Regions from separate parts of the Mus musculus genome. Here region 1 is linked to region 2. Evidence: chromatin loops called from intact Hi-C (ENCODE). Cell type or tissue: left cerebral cortex. All regions are shown on one strand. Each heading gives the region's core, and the rest is flanking DNA. Links, peaks and the distances in the headings are about the cores only. Region 1 holds the start of Herpud1 (homocysteine-inducible, endoplasmic reticulum stress-inducible, ubiquitin-like domain member 1). Region 2 holds the start of n-TLcag5 (a tRNA gene).

Region 1 (8,356 bases), core at 1,954-6,953, 320 kb before region 2:
AGGGACTTTCAATTCTTTAGCATTCTTATCTATGGAGGCTTTTAGAAGCACCCCCAAATGGCATCTCTTCAGGACACACCTAACTGCATCTGACAAACGCAGTATCTGTTGAGGTTTTTATAGTTTGGTAACATCTAGGTCTTCTATGTGCAATAATCCATTGTCCTGTCACAGATCTCCAGTGCTTGTTGATCTCCCTGGTACTCGTACTCAGACATGGTCAATCTCCAGCTATCAGTGTGCCATCACTGAGTCAGCGCTGGGCAGAGAGACTCACAATGAGTCTTGATGAACCAGGACAACCGGGACCATAACTGTACCCCACTCAAGCCCATGCCCACTGCCCTGTGTCCTCCCAAGGGAGCTACCATTTCCTGTCATCCTAGGATACTTTTGCATCCTTGAGTTCCCCATCCTGAATGGAATGGGGATGCATACCTGGGGACCTACACTAGCCATTGGGACCCATGGAGAATTCGTTTCAGGGTTCCTTGTACTGAAATCGGTGGACGTTCCAGTCCTTCACACAATTGACAAACACCTGTACAGAACCTTCACACATCCTCCTGGGGACTGGCAGTCATCTCTAGATTAGTTAACAGTATGAGGTCACAGAAATTGTCTAGGGAATGATGACAAAAGGTTCCACACAGTTCAGTACAGACACATAATACTTGGGTTTTGCTTCCATTTTGAAAACAGGGTATTGTTTTGTAGCCAAGTTGGCCTTGGACAGGTGATCTTCTTTCTTCAGCTTCTCAAACACTGGGGTTATGGGTGTGTACTACTATGCTTGGCTCCTGACACAACTTTTTAAAAAGATGAGGGTTTTTTTTGCCGGCCACTCCTGGCTCTGCTGTCCAGTGATCTGCAGCCGCACACTAGGACAGACCAGTCCAATCAGAGGGTTGCCTGTAACATCTCTAATTGCTCCAGTGTCACAGCAACTCTGCCCAACATAGGTGACAGTATCTGGCAGGAGTCTTCTCTCAGTTACCTCTCATGGAAGGGGAGGAGGGAGAAGAGGGGAGCAAGATAAGCATGGGAGGGTGTGAGCCCACAGTGAGAGAAGGAACCCACACCTGTGATCATCGAGTCCGGTCAGTTCACATCACGGCATAATCAGATCTTAAGAGCCGCACCTCTCAATATCCTCCGATGGCAATTAAAGTTTCAAGATGAGTTTGGAGGAGGCAAACTTTCAAATCCTGGCATCCCTTCGAAGAAGAATCCACTGGGTGACTTTGGTTTCAGAACCAATCAGCTGGAGTCACTGCTGCTCTCCAAATACTGATGGTTAGTATTCACTGAGCCCTCACCAGATACTGGGCTCTGTCTGTCTCCAGAACCCAATGATGGCATCCTGTGTCAGCCTCACAGTCGTGGTATGAAATTTTAATAATTAAAATTAAGTAGCTAAGAAAAATTAGGTACGGAAAGGCTAAGTAACTTCCTAAGGCCACACGATTAGTGGCAGAAGTTGGGCTTGAAGACAGGCAGTTTGGCTCATTAGTTTAACCACAGAGGTATACCCCACCCCCTATACAAATTCTGTATAAAGTTGACTAGTCCCATAGATATTAACCGCTAATTGTTATATATAACATTTATATGTTATTATATATTATATTATATGACATATATAACAATATATATTATGTAATATATATGTGATATATACACATATGTATAATATATATAATTGGAGGAATCATAGCTCCTCCAAAAATGAGTTGATGGCTCAGAAGGTAAGGTACTTGCCCCTCAAGCACAAGGACCTGAGCTTGAATCCTCAGAACTCTAATAAAGCCAGATGCTGTATCTGGTCTCTGTAATCCCAGTGCTCCCGTGGAGAGATGGGAAGCAGAAACAGAAAAATCCCTGGAAGCATCAGAAACAAAGAAAGAACCAAGAGACCCTGTCTTAAAGGAGGTGGAAGGTGAGGACCATCCTCTGAGGTTGTCCTCTGACATAAGTGCTGTGGCAGGCACATATCCATGTTCATATACATGAATGAGTATACACAGACAGACGCATAGATGCACAGACACGGACACACACACACACACACACACACACACACACACTCTTTTAACCCTAAGAAGCTGAGGCTGAAGGATCACAAGTTCAAGACCAGTCTGGGCTACACGGGGAGTCCCTGCATTCAAAACAAAAACCCTGAGGCTTTTGCATTCTCTTTTGTATTTCTATTATCACTGTCCCATGGCTGTTGCCCCTTGGAATTGTAGGGCCAGGAAGAGCAAGGTCACATCACGCTTATCTTTCTATCCTTGGCAATTTATTGAGCTAAATTAAGTGTTTTTCAAAACACACTGTAAGCAGAATCCAGCCTTCAGAGAGGGCTGTTTCACAGGGAGATAAAATTTAAGACAGAAACAAATTGGATGTGCTTTTCTTCTTGGGGGGAGGGAAGGTAAAGTCAACAACACAGAACCCCCCCCAGCAACCCCCCCTCCACTACTGAGGCTCAAACCAAGAACCTCATGAATGTTAGACAAGCCTGGTACCATCAAGTGATATTCCAAGCCCATCCTTTCCCAGTAGTACTTCGTGGAAATGGACAAGCTCTCTTAGGGATGCTGAGGTTTGTCCCTGAAGGCAAGGGGAAAGCTTTCTGTAGGCACACTTCATTTGCCCAGTGAGGCCCGTGTCTCTCGAAGCTGTCTCCCCAAGGTCTCTGCTTGTCTTATCTAATCTTCCCCGACTTGCAGTTCCTAGCCAGCGAGCCTACGATATCATAATTAGCTATGTTTTCCCATTCAGAAGAATCAGGTAGGGAAAGCTTCAAACTTTCTGGGGCCCAGAGCAAAATGAAAGTATTAGTCCTATGAAGGGAGTCTTAGAGAGAAGGTGGAGTGGGAGAGGTGGCTCAGGGGGTTGGCTCACGTTTTCAAAATCCTGAGGACTAGAGTTTAGATCCCAGCGCCCACAGGACAAACTGGGCATCCCTTGCAAACGTCTGTGATTCCAGCTCTGAGTGGTGGAGAGACAGGAGGATTGCTGGTGCTTGCCACTTCCAGGCTCGCTGAGAAAGCAGTAGCCCCAGGTTCAGGGAGAGACCCTGCCTCAAAGGAAATGTGGAGGAGAACCTCGGTCGGAAACTCTTTTCTGGTCTCTGCACCATTGTGCCTACATACAGGCACAGGGATACATACACACGCGCAAATAGCATAAATCTTCAAAAATAATTTTAAGAGAGAAACAACAGGGTATTAAGTCAAATGTGAAGATCACTGTGGCAGAGATCACATGCCCTGGGGGGCCAGTCTTCATGCAAAGGGACAGAGCCCTCCTAGCTGCCCTTTAGTTTCTGAAGATCTGCCTGCTTCTGCCTCCTGATGCAGGCCTTTATGTTGTAACACCACACTGGCCTCAGTGGTCTTCAACATAAAACCTGGGAAGGAAAGCAGCTGAGGTTCTGCGGCGTGTCCCTGGTGGACCACTGGCAAATGCCGCTGCGGTGAGGTGCAGGGTGTCCTCCAGAGAGACGCTGACGTCTCAGCCCCAGAATGTGATGGCATTTAGAAATATCTTTGTGAAAGATAATCGTTAAGATGAGGTCTTTAGCCACGACAATGCGAATGATACCCTTATAAAGGGGGCAGGGGAGAGACTGGACAGAGATACGCATAAAGATGATGCAGATACACTCACACCCGTGTATGTGCACGCACACAGGTGCACACCCGGAGAATGCCATGTGATCGGAAAGCTCGAGATTGGAAAAATACTCCCCAAAGCTAAGAAGTCCCAAGGACAGTTAGCAAACCTGCAGAACTTAGGAGAGTGGTACAGATTCTGCCCCCAAAGAAAGCAATGCTGCCCTAACCCCTGGTCGCAGACTTCCAGCCTCTACAGCTTCAAAATAAACTTCTGTTGCTCGAGCCTCCAGTTTACGACACTTTCTTATGGTTGTGTGACAAACTCACATAACCATCTCCCGAACAGGACTCTCCTATCACCTCTCTGACCTCTGTAAGCTCTGGACATGGCTGAAAACCCAGGTATCCCAACAGGATTGGGACAAAGATGGGCCGGAGCAATGCCAGTTTTGTTTTTCAAACTCAGAGGAAACACTGGAGCACTGCCTCTGGTCAGATTTCAGGTATCTGAGACCACTGCTGTGCTTGTCGCAACCCCAATTTAAAAGCAGCAGATGTTGTTAGTTCATAAATGATGACCCTTTCCAGTGTCTCCTAGAGGGTTTGTCAATCAAGAGGCACTTAGTGCCATTACTATAAGGGGTATGTTCCACACTTGATGCATCGTTAAATTTGCTGCAGGCACATTGGAAAGTGCCCGAATCCTTCATCCTCTCAGCTCAGAGCAACACAGGCCTGGTTTCTCTTCGCTTCTAAGGCCTGGTTAGTTCGTAAGGCTTCCCTGGATGCCAGGCTGCGCAGCCACCAGGGAAAATGCAAGCGGACAGACGTATGCCCAGGCGCCTGGGGTCAGAAAGGGCGGAGGGCCGCTTTGTGAGGGCACAATTTGCAGAGCCTGCTGATCTTGGGAGTCAGGCAGGCCGCCAGGCTCAGGCACCGCACGCATCCCGCGCTAAGGAGCCTGAACAGGACCAGCGCCCCAGAGGGCACCCTGACATGGCCGCCGAAGACCCGCTCCCGCGCCGCTGTCGGGACTCAGGATGACGCAACCACGGCGGGTTGCATCAGCCCGCACCCCCGCGCTTAGCCCGCCTCTCCGCCGCCTTTCTCCGGGCGCTGATTGGGCCACGTTGGACACTGACCTCTGTCTCAGCCAATGGATGGCAGCCACAGAGAGCGCTATCTGCGGAGCCCTGGCACGGGGCGCCCATAAAAGGTACCCGAGACGGGGGCGCGTGTCCCAAAGACGCCAAGTGTCGTTGTGTGGTCTCAGACGGCTGCGTCGCCGCCCGTTCGGCATCCCTGAGCGCAGTCGAGCCGCCAGCGACGCAGACATGGAGCCCGAGCCACAGCCCGAGCCGGTCACGCTGCTGGTGAAGAGTCCCAATCAGCGCCACCGCGACTTGGAGCTGAGTGGCGACCGCAGTTGGAGTGTGAGTCGCCTCAAGGCCCACCTGAGCCGAGTCTACCCCGAGCGCCCGGTGAGTGGGACCCCGGGGTGCCACGCCTGCAGGGTTGCCTGAACTCACCTGTCACACACCACAGGGCGCGAGTCTCCTTCCTGCCCAACCGTCTCCTGTGCCCCTCTGCTCGCCCTAGCGCTTGTCATCTCTTCTGGGCCTCCACCAGTCCGCGCTTGCCCTCTTCTAGCCCCTCATCTCTTCACCTCCCATTACACCTAACTCCCAAGGCTGTCACACATCTGCCCCACGTCCCTGTACCCTCTCCTCATCCTCCCAGGGAAACAGTAATTTGACCTTAATGAGTCATTTCCCCATCCGAGTCCCAGTGACCCTCCACAAACTACTAGGTGACTGACTGGGTGTTCCCAGTTCGGCTTGCATCTGATGGGTAGAAATAAGAAAAGTAAATGTTGCCAAACGAGACTTCTGGGTGTACCGAGGACAGACAGTATATGTGCCAGATTGGGCCATTGGCTAGAGGGTGGGGTGCGTGCCCAGTCACCAACTTCTGAAGGTCCCACGCCCATAGGCTAGACATGGCTCTTCTCCTGCAGCCTTCCGTTGACCGCCCCTCCCTGTCGCGCCGCACTTAGTCTCGGGGAGGAGCCCCCTTAACTTTCTAGCGAAGGATGACTGAGAAAGGAAGCCAGCAGCTGGAGTAGCCCTGAGTCTGATTTGACGACAACCGTGGGTCAGTTAGGAGACTTTCTTGTTCCGTGGGGTTCCCCACCCCTCCCCCTCCCCCTTTGGTTGACACATCTGTCAACAGCTCCCTAGCCCCGCCCACCCCTCCGGTCCCTGCCACGTGACGGAGGCTGTGCGCTGGACCTTCCTGTATTTACTTTGTTCTCTGATGTTATGTAAGTGTCCACGAGTACAGTTCTGGATCCGACAGGAGAGGGCAATCGGGTGGCTGCAGATGGGGACTTTGAACAGTGGCCTTAGAGCTCCAACCGGCAGTGGCGCGTGGGTTTCAGTTTGTTTTTGTTCCGAGTTGTCGGGAAAGTAAACAAGGCTTTTCCTTTTAGAATTGGCGAGGAACTTTATCACTTTGGGTGTAAGCGTCTAAGCCCCTGGAACTGGTCGGGGCAGTGTGTAGGATCTCCGTGGTTGTTTTCAAGAAACCAGGTGTTCTTGTTGGGAGGTGGCAGTTAGGTGCATAAATGATGCTCCTGTCGGGTCAGGTTGCATCATTTGTAAAAGCTGTTTTGAGGCCTGTTTTCCTCAGGTGAGGAACATTGGGCCCCTTGGATTTGAAGACCTAAGCTGGTAAATACCAGTAGGTCTCCTGGGTGTACAAATCTGTACCTTACAAAAATACCGGGAATGGACGCAGTGGTGCGCTTCTGTAATATGTCACTGGAGAGGCCAAAGCAGGAGGAGCATGTCTTGCAGACTGGGCTATACATAGTGTGAGTCTCTCAGTAATTAAAGAAGAAGGCATGTTCATGGTTTTTTTTTTTTTTTTTTTTTTCTGTAGTAGTACTTATCATTGGGTGATGATAAAAGTTTATAATAGTTATTTGCTTAACATTTTATTTTCAAATTGGCCTTCCAGGTGAGGACAGAGGGTCAGTTTGGTTTTTACCATTTGCTGGTGGTTGGCTTCACATTTAGAACAGCATTTTGCAAATTGGTGTGCACAGCATTTGTCAGTAAAGCAGTCCAAACAACATGGAACACAGCATCCAATATGTGTTTTAGGTGTAGTGTCAAAAGTCCTAATGGATGTTGATAAGAAGATGAAGGCTTCCTAATAGTCTGAGGCTGGCCATAAACTCTTGTTCTTTCTGCCTCTACCTCACCATGTGCCAGGCTTGTGGGCATGTGCCACCATGCCTAGGTGGATACAGTTTTCCTGGTCTTTTGGGGAGCAGCGTTTTGAGATAGGGCCTCTCTAGCCAGATTTGCTTGCAGCTCATTCATATCCCGGGATGGCCTCAAACTTCTGCCTCAGTTACCCTTGTGCTGAGAGTCTAGATATGAGCCCAGGTTTTTTTAAAATTTAATTTAATTTTTATTTCAGGCTGTTTGGAAGGAACATCTTAATTCCAAGTTTTGCTTAGTGGGTTATTCTGTTGTGCAGGCTGGTGACCTGTGGGGTGGTAGCCATTATTTGAGGCCATTGCTTTTAAGGACATACTTTTAAAAATATGGCTTAGGAGAAATTTAAAAATTGATTTTAGAGATGAGAATTATATAAAGGCATATGGACTCCGTGTCCTTAAAGTCACTGGTATAGAGGAGAATATATGGGTTGGACTCTTGATTCTAGCAGCAGGTAATATCGGGTGGCATGGAAGAAGACTGACCAAAAGTAAATTGAGTTTTCTCTGGCTTTAGAGTTCATTGCTGCCAAAGCACGAAATACAATTTGTGTTTTTAGTAGCAGAAAGAAGTTTCCCTGTGAATAAGAAGTAAAGTGTGTGGCATAGTTTTTACGAGCTAGGGGGTTATTTGCCTCCCAAATTTATTTGCATATTTGAGATTAAAGTCAAGCACTTCCTAAATAAACGTTTTATATATGAGAATTTTTCTTAAAAAAAAAAAAAAAAAGGTCTTCCCGTGGTGGCGGGGGGAAAAAAACTTGTTCGAATCTAAGCTGATGTGTGCTTTTCTTTCCTTTTACAATCAGCGTCCAGAGGACCAGAGGTTAATTTATTCTGGGAAGCTGCTGTTGGATCACCAGTGTCTCCAAGATTTGCTTCCAAAGGTATTTGTAGCCCTTAGCTCTTGCTTTGGGGTGGGGTCGGGCGCTTGTGTTTGAAGTCAGGCTCTGAGGTGTCTCTTGTTACATCAGCAGGAAAAGCGACATGTTTTGCACCTTGTGTGCAATGTGAAGAATCCCTCCAAAATGCCAGAAACCAGCACAAAGGTATGGCATCTTTTTATGATAATAGCTACTTGTGTCTCTGATTCTCAAGGGAGGGAGAAAGGAAGTCGAGTAAAACCGAAGAGAGACTTGATCGCATCTCCCCAAGGCATGCCAGGTCTCAGAGGCTGTGCTCTCAGCACACTGAGGGCTGAGCAGACTGCTGTTTGCGTGCCATGTGCAAAAGCAAAGGCAGTCCCCTGACCTGAGCTTGCTGTGTGCCCAGAACACAGCGCCAGAATGGCACGTGAAAGTGGGGTTTATAGAAATGAACACATTTCCCTAAGGAACTTTGTTTATTTTCAAGACAGTGTCTCTCTATGTAGCCCTGGCTGTCCTGGAACTCGCTCTGTAGATCAGGCTGGCTTCAGATTCCCAAAGATCAGCCTGCCTCTGCC
Region 2 (8,356 bases), core at 2,114-7,113:
TTCTTCCCTCCCTTCCTTCCTTCCTTCCTTCTTCCCTCCCTCCCTCCCTTCCTTCCTTCCTTTTCTTTCCTTCCTTCCTCCCTCCCTCCCTCCCTTCCTCCCTTCCTTTTAAGAAAGATCTAACACTGTAGCTAGCTTTGAACTCACTATATAGTTGAAAATGCCCTTGAACTCCTGATACTTCTGCCTCTAGCATCCAAGTAGTGGAATTGCAGGTGTATGGCATCATGCCTGGGTCTATTCTTTTTCCTTTTTCCTTTTTTTTTAATAGCTATTACATTTTATTTTATTTTATTTTATTTTTATTTTATTTTTATTTTTATTTTTTGAGACAAGGGTTCTCAGTGTAGTCCTGGCTGTCCTAGAACTTTCTCTGTAGACCAAACTGGTCTTAAACTCAAAGATCTGCCTCTGCGTCTAGGGAACTGGGATTAAAGGTGTGCACCACCACTGCCCAGCTATCCCTTTCCTTTATAAGATAACTCCACATATTTTTGGAGTATCACTGGATAGCCGTTATTTAGTCCTCCAAAATGACGTTTGCAGGGTTTTTAACTGGTTGGGTGGTGCAAGCCTGTGACCTGAGGACCAGGAGACCACTCTCACTTACCTGGTGGCAAACGGTCTCAAAAAACAAAGAACAAGACAGGAGGGTTTTAGGATCTTGGGACTTTGACAGAAGGGCTGGTTGATGCTGGTTTAACCCAGTGTACTTGGGGACAGCCCCCCCCCCCCACACACACACCTCTATGTCTCTCTGTCTCTGTTTCTTTCTCCTGAACACACACACATACCAAAAGCAGCTACTTTGCAAGTGAACAGTGCATTTCAGTAGCAGGAAAACTGTAACCCAGAGACCAAGCTCAGAACAAAGCTGGGGTGGGCCCGTAACTTTATTATGTATGACATAGAACAATCAGGAGACTGTTGGGGGGGGGGGGCAGATTCGGAAACAGTAGTGTGTTTTTGTTCTGCCGTTGGGTTGAATTCTGTCGTTTAGCTAATCCCACTCTCATTCCTTTCAAATGGCATCGCAGAGCCAGCCGAGCACTGGGGCAGCTGCCAGAACGTGTAGGAGGCGATCAGAGTGAGGCTAGAACCAGCTACCCACCAAGATCCACACAGATGAGGCCACGAAGAGCTCTGCATTGTCGGAATGCACAGCAGGGACAGACGGGCAGCTGTGAGTGGGGAATCGATTCGACAGCTCTTCCCAGGGATGGCCTCAGAGCACCTGTGGCCAGCCGCGCGTTCCCTGTTTAGTTCTGCACAGGTCTCTAGTCTGGTGAAAGCCCTACTCCGAGCCTGTCAGGATCGGAGGGCCACTAGGATTCTTCACAGAGCAGTTGGACATCAGTCCAGGAGCCAGGCCTAGTGGTATAAGGCCTGTATTCCCAACTGCTTGAAAGACACAGGCAGGAGAATTAACCTAAGTTCCAGGCCAGCCTTGCCTACATAGAAAAACCTTGTTTCCAAAATGTCAGCAGGGCCAGGAATAGCGACCCAAGCCTTTAACTCGAGCGCTCAGGAGGCAGAGGCAGGAAGCTCTCTGCCAGTCTGGTCTACATAGTGAGTTCCAGGACAGCCAGGGCTACAAAGAGAAAGAGTCAAAAAACACTCATAACAACAACAAAACCCTAATGAATTGGTTAATTAAAATAGATTATCTTTAAAAAACAAAAAACATCAAGACCTGGGAATAAGGCACTAACTATGCAGACATGAGGACTTGGATTCGAATTCTTTGCATCCAGGTCAAAAGCTGGGCCTGGCTATCAGTGACCATGACTTCAAAACTAGGGGATTAGAGAAGGCAGATCCCTAGAGGTCATTGGGCTGACCCAGAAATAAGTGGTTTGGGTTTTTTTTTAGATTTTATTTATTTATTTATTTATTTATTTATTTATTTATTTATTTATTTATTGTATGTGAGTACACTGTAGCTGTCTTCAGACACAACAGAAGAGGGCATCAGATCCCATTACAGATGGTTGTGAGCCACCATGTGGTTGCTGGGATTTGAACTCAGGACCTCTGGAAGAGCACTCAGTGCTCTTACCTGCTGAGTTATCTCTCCAGCCCCAGAAATGAGCTTTGGTTCATCGAGAGAGCCCGTCTCAAAACAACAAGGCAGAGATTAATAGAAGAGGAAGTAGGTGTTCTGCTCAGGCCTCCCCGCATGTCCCTATGGGCAGGGTCACCTGTACCCTCAACTGTCTGCCCCATACACCACCCACACTCAACAAAACCAAGAAGACAAACTAAGAGTGTTGAGAGATGGGTAATAACACTATTTTCATTAAGTTAGATTTTAGTTCTAAGAAACGTACATGACTCTTCCTATAGACTTCCAAGTTTCCTGCTAGCACATATACTGACAGTCTCACACTTGTGCTAGTGGTGTGGGGTTGACTCTTTCCAATTTAACTATTAATTATTAATTCATTCGTTCATGGTTTGTTGCCAGTCACAGCCCCCTCTGCAGACCCAGGTGTGCCCTTTAATAAATGGCTGTTAAGACTTGAATGAATTTTCTCAGATCTTTTTCTTTCTTTTTTTTTTTTTGTTGTTTGTTTTTTAATTTTCACTGGTGTAGCTGTGTAGAAATAAAGACACTTGTATGCATTTATTTTTTTTAAAACCTTTCATCTACTTTAACAAAAATGAGGTTAGTGTACATACTGAATTTTTTAAAATTATGAGCCACTTGGATGTAGTGCCTAAGGCAGCAAGACAGGCTTGCCCAGGTTCTTGGTATTAAAACAGCACCTCACACTCGCACATCAAATTGTTTCCCACTGAGCCACCTTCCCCCCCCCCCCCCCTCCATGGTGAAATTTGGAAACTTGGAGAGGAGCTTCACTCTCTTTGACTTGCTGCATGACAACCAACTCCTTGGGTAACTAACTAGTCCTTCGTCACCCTACCACAGGCTAACACTGACTTCCAGCCAGCCTCATGCTGGGGTGTTCTTTTCTTTTCTCTTCTCTTCTTTTCTTTTCTCTTCTTTTCTTTTTTCTTTTCCTCTTTTCTTCTCTTCTCTTTTTCCTTCCTTCCTTCCTTCCTTCCTTCCTTCCTTCCTTCCTTCCTTCCTTTCGTTCGTTTTTAAAGATAATGTCTCATGTAGCCCAGGCTAATCTTAAACTCACTCTGTAGTGGTGGAAAATCTTGAACTCCTAATTCTCCGTTCTTTACCTCTTAATGGCTGCGATTATGGGTTTTAAATTGAGAAACAGTTTACTTTGAGAAGTTACTTTTTGCTTGTTTTGGTGTTTCTGTGTGTCCCGTGTCGTCGTCCCCCCCCCCCCCGTCGTCCCCCCCCCCCCCCCCCGTTTCTCTGTGTGGTCTTGGCTGTCCAAGATCTAGCTCAGTAGACCAGGCTGGCCTTGAACTCTTGAACTCTGCCTCTGCTTCCCAAGTGCTGGGATTTTTGTTGGGAGACAAAGTTTTTTCATGTAGCCAGGACTTAAATATGCATTTACAAACAAAATAAAAGAAAGGAAGAAAGAAAGAAAGAAAGGTAGAAACAAAGGAAGGAAGAAAACGAAGGAAGGAAGGAAGGAAGGAAGGAAGGAAGGAAGGAAGGAAGGAAAGAGAGGAGGGGAGAGGGGAGGGGAGGAGAGGAGAGGAAGAGGAAGAGGAAGAGGAAGAGGAAGAGGAAGAGGAGAGGAGAAGAGAAGAGAAGAGAAGAGAAGAGAAGAGAAGAGAAGAGAAGAGAAGAGAAGAGAAGAGGAGACAATAATGTATCTGTAGGAGAAGGCTGTAGCTAGCTAGCTAGGTTGGTAGAGTACTTGCTTAGCATGAGTTCGGTCCTGGCTGGGTAACCCTAAGTGAATGGAGTTCAAAGACATCATCGACTACTTAACGATTCTGAGGCCATCCTGGGCTATGTGAGACCCTGTTCCAAAAAGAAAAACAAATTAAAAAAAAAAAGTCACACACACACACAACTCCAACACAACAATAGATTCAAAAAACAACAAAGCTCTACAAACACCAACAACAGAATATGTCTCACCACAAATTCAACTGGGAGGCAAAAGAATATGAAGTAGAAACTCTTGTTTACTGATGGTGGAAAATAGCAGGAAGTGGGGGGGTGGGTGGGGGCGGGGCTTGAAAAAATTAGGATTAAACTAGGCTCTGTGACTTACATGTCTGTATATAGTTGTAGCATTCAGAAGGCTGAGACAGGAGGATAGCAAGTTCCAGGATAATCTGAACGACATAGCAAGATTCTGGTCAAAAGCCATCAACCAACCAGCCACACAAACAAGCTTGGTACTTTGACAGCAGCAATAAAACACCTCTCTACTGGGCGACTGGCCAGCTTGGTCGTGAATGTCTCTGGTGACCGGGCTATCTACTCAGATGCCCCATTACGTTAACCCTCCAACGCCCTTACAAACCAACATCCTCCAGCCAGGGCTCAAGGACTGATGGCACCTTCAGGGCTTTGAAGGCAGACGACAGTTCTCTCCCTAAGATCTCCATTTTCTCTGAAGCCGATGGCTGTGCTCACAGCATCCCCTGCCGGCAGGCCATCTCCAGCCAGTCTGTCTTACTAAGACGCCTCGGGCATCCTGTGGCGCGGAGCCGGGGGTCGTCTAGAATTCAGTTAACTGTAGCTCGTCCTTGTATTTACATCTATAGTTCTTCTCTATAGAATGTGAGAGAAACAGGTTTTTGGCGACATTTCCAGTGAAAACAGCTACAGGTCCGTTTGAAAGAGGGGGAGTCTTGTTAACACTGTATGTGTTTCTTGTTGTTTATTTAGGGTTTTTAATTTATTTTTAAAAAATATTTTATTTTATTTGAGATCGAGCCTAACTCCATAGCAAAGGCTGGTCTGGAACTCGAGGCGATTTTTCTGCTTTAGATTACTGCGTGCTAGAATTACAGATGAAGCTCGCCACGCCCTGCTACTAACCGGTGATTTTTAAACCCTGGGTAGACTGGACTGTAGACATTGCATTGCACAAAGCAGGAGAAACGCTGGCTGTAGATGCCAAGCAAGCATGTGTCTGTGCGACCGGGGTGATGGTGGGGTAGGGTAGTGGTGGTGGCGTGGCAGCGGTGGTGTTACAGAGTGCCAATAACTAAAATGAACATGAAAAGGACCAACTCTCATGTCAGGATGGCCGAGCGGTCTAAGGCGCTGCGTTCAGGTCGCAGTCTCCCCTGGAGGCGTGGGTTCGAATCCCACTTCTGACAGAATTCCTGTTTTTTTTTTTCCCCCTCCAGTAATTCTCTCTAAAAATTAAAAGCAAATTTGAAAACTAGACCTGCGCTTGAGACACCAGAGTGGGAATAATCATTCTCTCCCTCCCCCGCTCCTGGAATTCTTTTTACAGTTTCAAATCAAAGAAATAGGTAGTAAGAAGATAGTTTTAAAAAGTATACAATAGCATTTAAAACGACGAAGAGGAGTATATTATGAAGAGTCGATAATTATTACCTAATTCACTTTATGTATAAATTGAATTATGAAGAAAAGAGCAACTTGTCAGAAGTGGGATTCGAACCCACGCCTCCAGGGGAGACTGCGACCTGAACGCAGCGCCTTAGACCGCTCGGCCATCCTGACAACTGGAAACAGAGCGCCTAGTCAGTCCTCTTTGTAAGCCTCTCAATGTGCGCATGCGTAATGAAGTAGCTTCTGGGATTTTTTGCACTGGGCGGAGCAAGCACCCTATGTAATACTACGAATGACCGGCAGGTGGCACTCGCCACTCGCTAGAAAACTCAGAAGGCGCCAGACCTGCAGTTTCTTTTAAATGAATGCAGAAACTGTGCCCTTCATCCTTGTTTCCTGCGGATCTGCCAGCATCCTTGCTTTTTTTTTTTTTTTTTTTTTTTGCATCCCCACCTTCGTGTCTTTATGGTACGTGGCAATCAGGTCCGTATATTCGCGGCAGCTAACGGTGCTTAGCCTTTGCTACCCTGACCCGGTTGACGTCATAAAATCCTGGTCCCCTTGCCTAAAGGTGATCAAAACCTCAGCGACCCATTTGCAGGGTTACTGGTTTGTTTCAGACTCTAGCTTAGATGAATCCCGCAGCGACACGGTCTGATCCGGGTTTTGGCCGTGTCTTCAGTGCCCACACAGTGCCTGACACACAATAGTATGCAGGTCAGATGCCCCCTATCCCCGCGCCGTCTCGCTTTCAGTTATTTCGTGACTCATCGCTCCTCTCCGCCCCTTGCCTTTTTCTGTTCCTTCTCGCCCCCTTCTCAAACCTCAGACTTGCTCACGGAAACAGAAAACCTCAGCCCAAAAGAAGCTGTTCCTCATGTTATTTCCAAAGGTATAAATAAGGATGGCATACCGTGCCCACAATAATAACGATGGTAAATAAAAACAAACAAAAAAATAACGACTAAGAGCCATACGTGCTTTTAATCTCATCACTCAGGAGGCAGAAGCAGGTTGATCTCTGTGTGAGTTCTAGTCTACATAGTGAATTCCAGGCTAAATCCTGTGTCAAACCAAAAATGATTAAGAATGGTTAGAAAATACATTGATGGGAGAGAAAAACAATAAAGAATGGCTAGAGGTTTTACAGACATTGGTACAAAAGGCTTGATAAGGTTTCAGTGAGTTCAAAAGGATATAGGCAAACAAAATCAGTGTTGATGGGGAGAGGAGGAACATTTGATGAGAGACCCAGTAAATGCGAAGGTTCTCAGGCAGAGAGAACTGTGCTCTTGGTAGGAAAGGTGGCATGTCAAAGTCAGCAAGACACTGAGATTAGAGTGAAGGAGGCTTAAGTTTGCATCGTTACACCAGGCTGGGTGTTAGAGAAAGGACTTTAGCTTTACCTTGTCTGTAGTGTATCACCAGAGTGTCTTAAGCGGGATTGGGGCAGGTCCTGGTGGCCCCTTAGAAGGAGCCCTTTAATTGTTCATGGAGAAATAGGTGGGAGTCAGAGAGTCTGGGGAGGTGAGCCAGGCTGGAAGATGGCAGGTCTAGCAAACCGAGAGAGCACAGGCTGTGTTCTAGTTGTAGAGCAGACAGGCCCTACCACCGGACTGTAGAAGATGTCAATAGAGAGAGGCAGGAAGTCACAGAGACCTTGGAGGGGCCAGAGTTCTCATTTCCATTAGGAGACAGGGGCTTCCAGGCAGATGTTGAAGTTGTTCCTTCAATCATAGTTGCTCAAGGTCCTCCTGGGTGTGGGGGGCCCAGCACATTTGGATCACCTCATCTTTAGTAACCCCAGCATTCCTGGGCACAGACCAGACAGAGAAAGGCATGTCTGGAACACAGATTAGCCTGCTGCAGCTGCCGGGACAGAGGGGCCTCGCTGGCCAGGGTCGGCCACTTCCTCTGCCACCCCTGGTACGTGTTTTAGGTGACTGCTTTCTGGCCCAGAGGAGGCTTCTCAGTGCCTCATTCCAACCTGGACTGCCCAAGCCAAAATTACCTTCTTTCCTTAAATCAGAAGCCTGAAGAGCCACACCAGCCACAGGGAGAGCTTCGCCTCTGCCTCCTGGCTTAGGCCATTGCCCAGCTTGGAGGAAAGTCCCGGGGCTGACCCGGAAAGCCCATCAGAGCAGGGGAAGTCCCTGTGTGGCTCTTGACGTACTGAGCTCTGGTCAGTACCTGGTGATTATCCAGCCAAGGGCCCGGAGAGGTGGACTCCTTGCATTTCCATGACACCAGCTTTTGATGCACTGTTGTCCAGAGGAAAGGGTGGCAGGAAACAGAGTTTTAGCAAATGCCACCATGGACGTCACCATCCTAACAGCACCACAATGATATGTATATTTACACTTATTTGACAGATGCAGAGAATGGAGCTTAGAGAGGCAAGTAACTCACTGATAGTCAGGCAGCTAATAAATGGATTTGATTCATCTGCATCAAAGCTCCCTCCTGGGAGGTGGGGTTGGGGCTGGAGAGATGTCTCAGTGGTGAAGAGCGCTTTCTGTTATTCTAGAGTATCTGAATTTGGTACCCAACACCCACATCTGCAGCTCCAGGAGATGCCACACCCTCTTCTGACCTCCAAGGGCCCCAACGTGTGCATATGTATAATTAAGAGAAAAATAAAAAGGCTTCCTCAGGAATGCTGTGGCCTACTGCCAAGCTAGATGTTCTCTTAGGCAGTCTCTTCTCGGTCTTAACTGCTGAGCCATCTCTCCAGCCCCTCCACTTCAGTAATTAACATGGAGATGGCAAAACAGATTTTCTTTAGCGTAACAATACTAGCTTAATTTTTTTTATTTTTACAGAGATCTGATTCTGTAAATTATACTGGTCCCCGAATCACAGCAATTCTCCTGCCTCAGCCCCCAGTTGTGTTGGGATTACATGAAGGAACCACTAGGCCTGACTCCCAAGGGAGAGCCT

What was found. A loop is a pair of places that touch in the nucleus more often than their neighbours do. Peaks named below come from ENCODE experiments on the same cell type or tissue, not always from the same donor. Only the 100,000 strongest peaks of a DNase experiment are listed, where the experiment ranks them.
Region 1: it touches region 2 in a loop (2.8-fold over the local background); 1 of 42 quality-filtered maps calls a loop at or near these places.

The regions. Positions count from the first base shown.
Region 1 is chr8:94,381,635-94,389,990 of GRCm38, forward strand. Herpud1 (homocysteine-inducible, endoplasmic reticulum stress-inducible, ubiquitin-like domain member 1) reads left to right here and starts at 4,795. Exons shown (of 8, transcript NM_022331.2): 1 at 4,795-5,104; 2 at 7,722-7,799; 3 at 7,887-7,961. The coding sequence starts at 4,958. In left cerebral cortex, for the core only: no CTCF peak of the experiment used is centred there; DNase peaks (open chromatin) are centred at 4,216, 4,753 and 5,889; H3K4me3 peaks cover 2,891 bases; H3K27ac peaks cover 2,628 bases.
Region 2 is chr8:94,698,500-94,706,855 of GRCm38, forward strand. It overlaps n-TLcag5 (a tRNA gene), which reads left to right and starts at 5,132; the gene lies at 5,132-5,214. n-TLcag4 (a tRNA gene) reads right to left here and starts at 5,587; the gene lies at 5,505-5,587. In left cerebral cortex, for the core only: CTCF peaks have their summits at 4,538 and 5,705 (motif pointing right); DNase peaks (open chromatin) are centred at 4,526, 5,057, 5,651 and 6,108; H3K4me3 peaks cover 2,123 bases; H3K27ac peaks cover 2,515 bases.